2 separate regions of the Mus musculus genome follow, and region 2 is linked to region 1. The links are chromatin contacts, found by Hi-C in ENCODE. All regions are on one chromosome and are shown on one strand. The core of a region is the stretch at or near the end of the contact, and the rest is flanking DNA. Distances in the headings are between cores, read along the strand shown.

What was found. Hi-C counts contacts between places; a loop is a spot of excess contacts on that map.
Region 2: a loop to region 1 is called in a map of Patski, with 1.9 times the contacts of the local background. The contact joins the promoter of Prss27 here to the promoter of Prss30 in region 1. A Hi-C loop is called at or near these places in 1 of 37 maps with a recorded cell type or tissue (Patski).

What each region holds. Positions count from the first base shown.
Region 1 is chr17:23,972,951-23,976,886 of GRCm38, forward strand. It overlaps Prss30 (protease, serine 30), which reads right to left and starts at 2,280. Exons shown (of 6, transcript NM_013921.3): 1 at 2,179-2,280; 2 at 1,270-1,296; 3 at 991-1,156; 4 at 627-898; 5 at 88-248. The coding sequence starts at 2,230. It overlaps Gm41546 (a long non-coding RNA gene), which reads left to right. Exons shown (of 3, transcript XR_876669.1): 3 at 3,857-3,936.
Region 2 is chr17:24,036,285-24,040,220 of GRCm38, forward strand. It overlaps Prss27 (protease, serine 27), which reads left to right and starts at 1,959. Exons shown (of 6, transcript NM_175440.4): 1 at 1,959-2,077. The coding sequence starts at 2,023.

The DNA.
Region 1 (3,936 bases), core at 1,030-3,529:
CAGTCCTCCTAGAGTCTCTGGGACATGGGGCTTGAATATGGACTATATGACAGGAGTGCCAGGGAGAGCCAGAGGGCTTGTTGTTACCTGGCAGGAGTCCTTCTGGCCTTCTACGTAGCCTGCACAGAGCATGTCCGACTGGATGATTCGCTCCCCTGACAGGCTGCTCCCCTGGGTGTGGTACATCTTTTCACAGTCCTCTGAGTCCAAGAGAGGCACAGCTAACTCCTGGAGGACACTTGCCATGTCTGGACCAGAGAAAGGTCTGGCCTGAGCACAGCCTGACCCACTGGAGCCCTGCCCATCATGCAGACAGCTTGGACCTCCTTCCATCTCTCTGTTCTCTAGTCCCACCCATGTCCTTAAACCAGAAAACAGAGTCAGGGGACAGGGTTCACGTCCTGTCTGCCCCTGTGAGCTGTGCCAGCTTCTATAATCTCATGGTTGCTGAGCCTCAGCTTACCTGTTTCTGCAATGGGCAGAAACCTGGACACTGGGTGGGCTTCTCCAAATCCATCATGAGTGGGCACCTTGGCCAAGATGAAACCCATAATTTGGCAGCACATGCCCTAGCCAGGTCATCCCCTGGGCAGGAGTGGGGGCTGGTTATAGACATATTCTCTTACCTCTTTCCTGGGTGGCTCCCCAGCCTGTCACCCAGCAGACAGTCCCAGGGGTGAGAGGAGTCTGGGCTGCTGGGAGGCAGACAGGAGTGAACTGAGAGGGCCGCAGAGGAGTATCCAGCTGCACCAGGGCAATGTCTCCGCTAGACGCATCTGCCCAGAGGTAGGTGGGATGCACGAAGATGTTCCTCACGGCCACTAAAGTTGAGTGGGGTTCCAGAAGGGAAAGTGTCAGCCCTCCAACCTTCACATGGTAGAAGCTAGGGTTCAGAGACCTAGGAAGAGACAGGCCCAGCCGGTTGAGGCATCTGCTGAAGAGCGGCAGAGTTAGGAGAACAGCTGCCACTCTCCACCCTACCTCACTAACCTGCGGAAGCAGTGGGCAGCCGTGAGCACCCACACCTCGTGGATGAGGGAGCCCCCGCATATGTGGCCATCCTCGGTTATCCACAGGCTGACTTGCCAAGGCCATTGTCCTTCCAAAGCATCTTGACCACCCACGATCTTTCCAGCATCTCGGGAGTGGCCACATACTGCAGAGGGACCTTCTCAGAAAGCCAGTCCCTCTTGGGTCCCACCATCTCCAACAACTCCTTTCATCCCCTGCCCTGGACTTTTCCCTGGGAAACTCTGGGCCGTTCATTACCTGAGGGCAATATATCTCCACGTGCCCCTAAAAAACAAGAGAAGGTTTCTCAATGGGCTCTGACAGATACTTACAAGTGACCAAACCACTAAGAATAAGCAACCACGGGCTCAGCCTTAAATGGGACAATCCACAGCCACATCAACACCCTCCCAAGCTCCAGGACATCACGGAAGAGGAGGCAGAGAGAATGCATGCAGAAGGAAATGCTGCCTTCTGGACACGGCGTGGTGGGTGCATCCATGTAGCTACTCACAGCCGTTATAGAAGAAGCCTGCATAAGACCTGCGCAAGGTCAGGCCGTCAACAATCCACTGTGGATGGGGAGTGGATCCCAAGGCCCACCCCTCACTGAGGAGCCATTGCAGTTGTGACTGAGAGTAACTTTTTGGGGATGTGACCACCGGTGGGTTGCCCATGCTCCACTGGGTGGTCCACCCCCATGGGCGTGTGGACGGCAGTGGCTGGACTCAGAGTTGCAGCAAAAGAAGAAGAGGGGGAGAAAGGAGAGATGAAGACGATGTTGGAAGTGCTAGGTCTCAGGGGAGGTGGGGGGGGGGCAGGCTGTGGATATAATCAAAATAGATTGTATACACAGAAAATTCTCCAAATAGAATTTAAAAAACAACAACAAATTCAAAACAAGAGAAGGAGCCTGGCTGAACATCTCATTCATGAAGTTCTTATCATGAGACCTGACTCATGATAAGACAACAGCCATCTTCTCTTTTCCCCTTCCCCTGTCTTTCTTGGAGGATCAGTGGACACATGAGGTTTGGCCTCCTACTCTCAGCCCCCTCCAGGTTGTCTAGGGAGAGCGGCTAAGGATGATAAGGAAGCAGGAAGATGGAGGAAGGGTGTGGAAGCCATCATGGGAGGAAGGAGTTGGAAGGAATCAACACTCCTTACTTGTCAGGATCTGCAGCAAAAGAAGAAAGATGCACCTTGCCCGGGACTCCATGGCTCCTCTCCGGTCCACAACGCAGTGGGGTTAGAGTCCTTGAAATATCTAGGGGAGGGTTGCATTTCAGTGTTTAGAGGCAATCAAACTGGAACTTAATTGCCTGACAGGACCCGCCCAATCAGACTCCTATTCTGCATGCAGTTCCAGGGATGTGGTTTAGTGAAGGCCAGGAAACTCAGGGGCCATCAGGAGCCAGAGGCGATAGGAGCCGCCTGCCTGTCAGTCCACCTGTGAGGTTGGTACAGGAAAGTCTCACCCAGGAAGCCAGAAGACTCCTGCCCTACCTGGCCCCACACCAAATGCCAAGATGAGAGAGGAACACCAATGCCCAGGCTCCCTTCTCAACACTGTGGCTCAAGGCCCTCACTTGGCCAACCTTATTTAAGAACTAGGAGCCCATGGGAGTCCTGTTGGTCACTGTGGAAACAAATGTAGCCAGGGTTTGCCCTCCAGTCCAGGAAGTATCAACTCAGAAATACTCAATGGTTTTTTAGGAAGATATTTCCTTCTGCCACTATGACGACTTCAAATTCCCCACTACCACGCAAGGGACAAAAGACAGACTAGGGTCAGCCTCCAGCCTTGCTGTGCCCGCCCTTGCTGCTTCTCAAGGTCTCAAACCACGACTCCAACGAACCCCTCAGTGGGTTCTTGAATCTGGGTGTTTGAGGTGTGTCTTCCCTCTGCCAGCTGCACTGCCCTTGTCCAGTGCTGGCCTCTGACTTCTAGTGGCCACAGAGGTTCCTGGCCTCTGACTTCTAGTGGCCACAGAGGTTCCTGGCCTCTGACTTCTAGTGGCCTCAGAGGTTCCTGGCCTCCTGTTTGCTGTTTTCTCAGAATTTCTAGGGCAGACCTGGCCCTGCCTCATCTCGGATACAGGAATAAGCAGCCTAGTGCTTCCGGCTCATGGCTTCCTCTCCAAGCTCACTGCTTTTCAGACCACAGGACTGGCTCCACAGGCCCTTCTGCATCTCTAAATGTTAACAGTTCCTGGCTCTCACTATTCTTATAGCTGTAGTTAACTTCTTAAACATTTAAAAATCTTTTTGCTTTTTCAGGTATCTGTTTAACTTTAGACCAAGCTGATAATTTGCAAAATTTTTCATTTTCCATGTAACAGGGTTTCTGTGACCTCCTGGCCCCTTGCTGGACACGCCTGGGTTGAAGTATGGTGCTGAGTTTACTCTGCTACATGTGTTATTAAGTCCTCACCTCTAAGCACCAGGCACTCACTAATCTGTGACATGAATAGTCCCCTCTCGGAATTCGATGACACGAGCCTCATTTTGAGCCTCAGTATAGGCAACATCATTAAGTGATTAAATATAGCAAATAAATATGGAACAATGAGTTCCTAATGATGCTACTAAAAAAAAAAAAAGACCTGATTTGTCTTTTTTTTTTTTTTTAATCTTATTAGGGAAATCACTTATTATGTTGAGGACAGCCAAATAGTAAAGAAAGCTGTCTCCGTGTAGAATTCCCCGCAGTGAAGGAGGCGCAGGAACATGTTGCAATCTAATGAGTTTCTCAGTCAACTAAAGCGGGGAAGATGAAGGTTTATGCTCACAGATCAGCACTAGGGCAGCCTGGTGCATTAAGTTCAAGGGTTGGTCTTTCCAGGGAAGGAATGTAAAACCTGTTACCCACCCAGAAAGCTGTGAGCGGACATGCTATCCAGGCTGGTGACCTTTGCTCTGTCT
Region 2 (3,936 bases), core at 709-3,208, 63 kb after region 1:
TGCCACCCAGCCATATTTCCTACATTGATTTTTTTTCCCTATTGTTTACCTTTCTATTTGTAACCCATGTTTGTGCTTTTAACTTGTGGCCATAGCTCTTTTCTTCTGTGAGAGCTACTGTGACTTCCAACCTTGACAATGCTCTAGGAGACTAGCGAGACAGCTCAGCAGGAAAAGGAGCTCTCCACCAAGCTTGCCGACCTGAATTCCATCCCTGGAACCCACCTGGTGGAAGGAGGAAGTTGATCACTGCAAGTTGTCCCTTTGGCTAACCACCCTCCCCCTCACATGCACACACATCATCTCATGAATTAATTAACATAATAACATTTTTAAAAAAAGACAAAATTCTCCAGAAAGCTCCTGTCATCAGACTCCCTCAGCCCCTCTGTGGCCCTGTGTAGAAGCATCTACCCTTCTGCTGTTGCTCACCTCACTGGCAGTGTACTCCGGGTTGGGGGGGGGGTGTAGGGTTGGGGAGGGGTCCGGCTTACTGCTAGTGGGAGGGACCCACATGGTTTCTCAAGAGCCCAGCTTCCTCTGGACCCACATACTCACTTCTGCTGCTCACCTAATGTCAAGGCAGAGTTGTATGCAAAAAGTACTTGCTGTTAGAAGAGAGAGGAGTGAGAGGAAAAGATAGGAAAGGCTCCACAAGGAAGCCCTTAGCTTCTAAGGGTCAGAAAGTGCCTCAAAGGTAGGGCTAATGGATCACTGGATGTCTGTCTGATGTGTGGCCATCCGATTGCTTTGAAACACTAGTTTTTATAAAAAGAAGACTTTTTTCCTCAAATAGAAGTGTCTCCCTGCCATGCCCACACTGCAGGGGGAGCCCTTGCTTCTGTGTCTTCTGCAAAGCAGACAGGGACCACACAGGAGTGGCGACGGTCACCAGGGAGTTACACTCTGCACAGCAACCCAGGGAGACCAAGGTCCCTTGCACTTCGTGTGACCCTGAGCTACCCTGTTGGGCAATTGACCTCCCCTGGCTCACACCAACAGAGTGAGACGCTGCACCCTCTGCTCCTGCGGGAAAACTGAGGCAGGGCCAGGCCCACTGTCCAGCACTGCTCCCTGGCTTGGTAGGATCGGATGTGAGACGTTCAGGATATGGTCCTGCATCCTGACTCCTCGACTAGTAGGGAGTGGTCTTCAGAACTTCTGTCCAGCTCTGTCTGATGTCAGTCTCCGTGCCCCAAACAACTTCCTCCCAGGGACACTTCCGCTGTGGCTTCAAGTCTGGGAGCCTGACAGGCGGGCACACCCAGGGCAGGAACCGGACCTTACCGGTCACTACTAAGGCGCCTTCCCAGAACAGCTCTTGCCGCGCCTAGAAGGTGCAGTTCCAGACTGGCAGGGGCGGGGCAAAGGTTCCTATTCCCTGAGCCAATCTGCAGGTGTGTGTGTGTGTGTGTGTGTGTGTGTATGGTCCAAGAGCATCATCAGGGGCCGCAGGAGCCTGCCAAAGTCCCTCTTTCTTGGTTGCACAAGCACCTTGACCTTAGTTCTTCAAAGTCTACGCTCCCATCAGGGTATAAATCAACCTTGAATTGCAGGTGTCAGATAAAAAGTAGGTGCTCAACAAGTATTTGATGACTGACTGAATGAATGAATAAATGAATGAACGAATGAATGAACAAATGAATGAATGAATGAATGAATGAATGAATGAATGAATGACATAGAAGGTCTCTTGGATGGAGTAGACTCTGCCAAGTTATGTAGGACCTATGGTCAATTGAGGAAGGTAGTGAGTCCTCTGTGGTCAGCTGAATCCTGAAGTTACAAAGGAAGGGGTCTGGCCCCTGGAGTTCAGGGCCGGGTCATAGAGTTGGTGTTCTGGGTACCTCCTTCCTGCCAAAGAGGAGCTGGGCAGGCAGGGTTGACAGGTTGGGCGGCATAGCCGAGCTGACACTCATCTCCAGCATAAAACCTCACTTCATGGAGCCTGAACCTCTGTAGTACTAAGGAGAGCTTCTGCCACCTCTGACCAGGACTCAAACGTCCACCAAGCCAGAGAACATGAGGCAGCCCCACATCGCTGCCCTGCTGCTGCTGCCGCTGCTGCTCAGATCTGGTGAGTTGCAGTGGGGGCGGGGGCGTCCTGCTGCCATCTCTCTCTGTAAGGGCCCCTCTGTTCTGCTCTGACTTCCACCGGAGCCCCCCCCCCCAGTCCCTGGGCCTGCCTGAGCCTAAAAGGAATCTTCTCTTCTCAGTGATGGGGTTCCCAGAGAATATACTCAGTTCCCAGATATTCCACCTCAGAGACCTGACTGGGGGAGGGGTGCTGTGGGAAGGTCTGGCAGAATATGTGGTCAAGGCCTTGAGAGGACCCCAAGGCAGGAGCTTGGCTAAAGCCACACCCCCATCAGGCTCTCACTGTGTGTCATGCTCTGAGCTAGAGGCCTCTCTTCCCATTCCACAGATGATAGAGCCTCTACACCTGTAAGATTAGAACCCAGGCCTGCAGACCTCCAAGTCCCTGGGCTTATGTGAATTGTGTTTGCTCTCTGAGCCTAAGAACTTTCAGAATCTGCCTGAGGCTCAGCAGAAAGCTGGGGACAAGAGCTGCAGGCTGCAGAGGGTCCCAGCTCCTGCCTTCAGAGGGAGAAGCAGCCCCTGTCCATTTTGCACAGGGGTCAGCAAGTTCTAGCCAGGTGCTCTGCCTACCATGTTTCCTGTGGGATGGGCTCCTCTCTACCAGGGAAACTCTCCCACATTCCTGGGCCAGATGGGCTAGCTCAGCAGCCAGCATGCTTCCGTGTCCTCACCTCACCTCCCTGGGCCAGGCCAAGTTACCCCAGGCCGTGTCTCAGTCAGGGCTGGGGTTAGGAAGACATCAGTGGGTATCTCTGTGGGGATGCCCCCCACCTCCCCCAAAGTCAAGGAATGTTCTTGTCCATGACCTTTAGCAGCAAGAAAGCCCATTTCCTTTGGGTGTGACACTGCTGGCTCCTGTGGGTGGATCAATCGAGGTCACTACCAAAGCAGAAACGGCAGTCTGCCCTTGGCTCACAAACTGCTGGAACCTGAGGCTGGACCCCTGGTGACATGCTCACTTCAGCCCAGGGTGACCAGCACCCCAGGAGTCCTCTGGCTGGTCTCACCTTTTCTCAGACCTTAGCTATTCCCACCAGGGATCCAGGATGGACATAGACTGCCCTTAGGACATGGAGAGACTGAAGGACCAAGCTGCAGCAGAGACAATGAGTGACAGAAGACTGGATGGAGGGAGAATGCACAGAAGGATCTTGCAAGTTCCAGGAGGGAGGAGGGGGAGGAGGGGGGAGAAGGAGGAGGAGGAGGAGGAGGAGGAAGAGGAGAAGGAGGAGGAGGAGGTGGCTTGCAGAAGGAGGATCTGTGCCCTTGGCAATGTTGCAAGCTGGTTCTTGGGGCCTGGAGATCAGTTCCAGTTGAGTTCTAACAAGATGGGGACTGTCTTTGGTCATATTTTCATTTTACTTTATATTATTTTGAGATTTTATTTTTACTTTATATTATTTTAAGATTTTATTTTTATTTAATTTATCTCTCTGTTTCTGTATTTCTTTGTCTCTCTGTCTGTCTGTCTGTCTGTCTGTCTGTCTGTCTGTCTCTCTCTCTCTCTCTCTCTTGTGTGTGTGTGTGTGTCTGTGCCTATGTGCTTGTGTGTTTAAGTGAAGGTAGTTTACCTGTGAGACCAGAAGGGGTTGCTGGACCCCTGGGTGCTGGGAACTGAACTAGGAATCTCTCTTAACCAACAAGCCATCTCTCCCGCGCTTTATTTATTTATGTTTATTTTTTACTTGTATGAATGCTTTATCTGCACGTATGCATGCATGCTATGTACATGCAGTGCCTATGGAGGCCATTAGAGGGCATCAGATCTGCGGGAACTGGAGTTACAGATGACCGTGAGTCACAACATGGGTGCTAGGACCTGAACTCAGGTCCCCT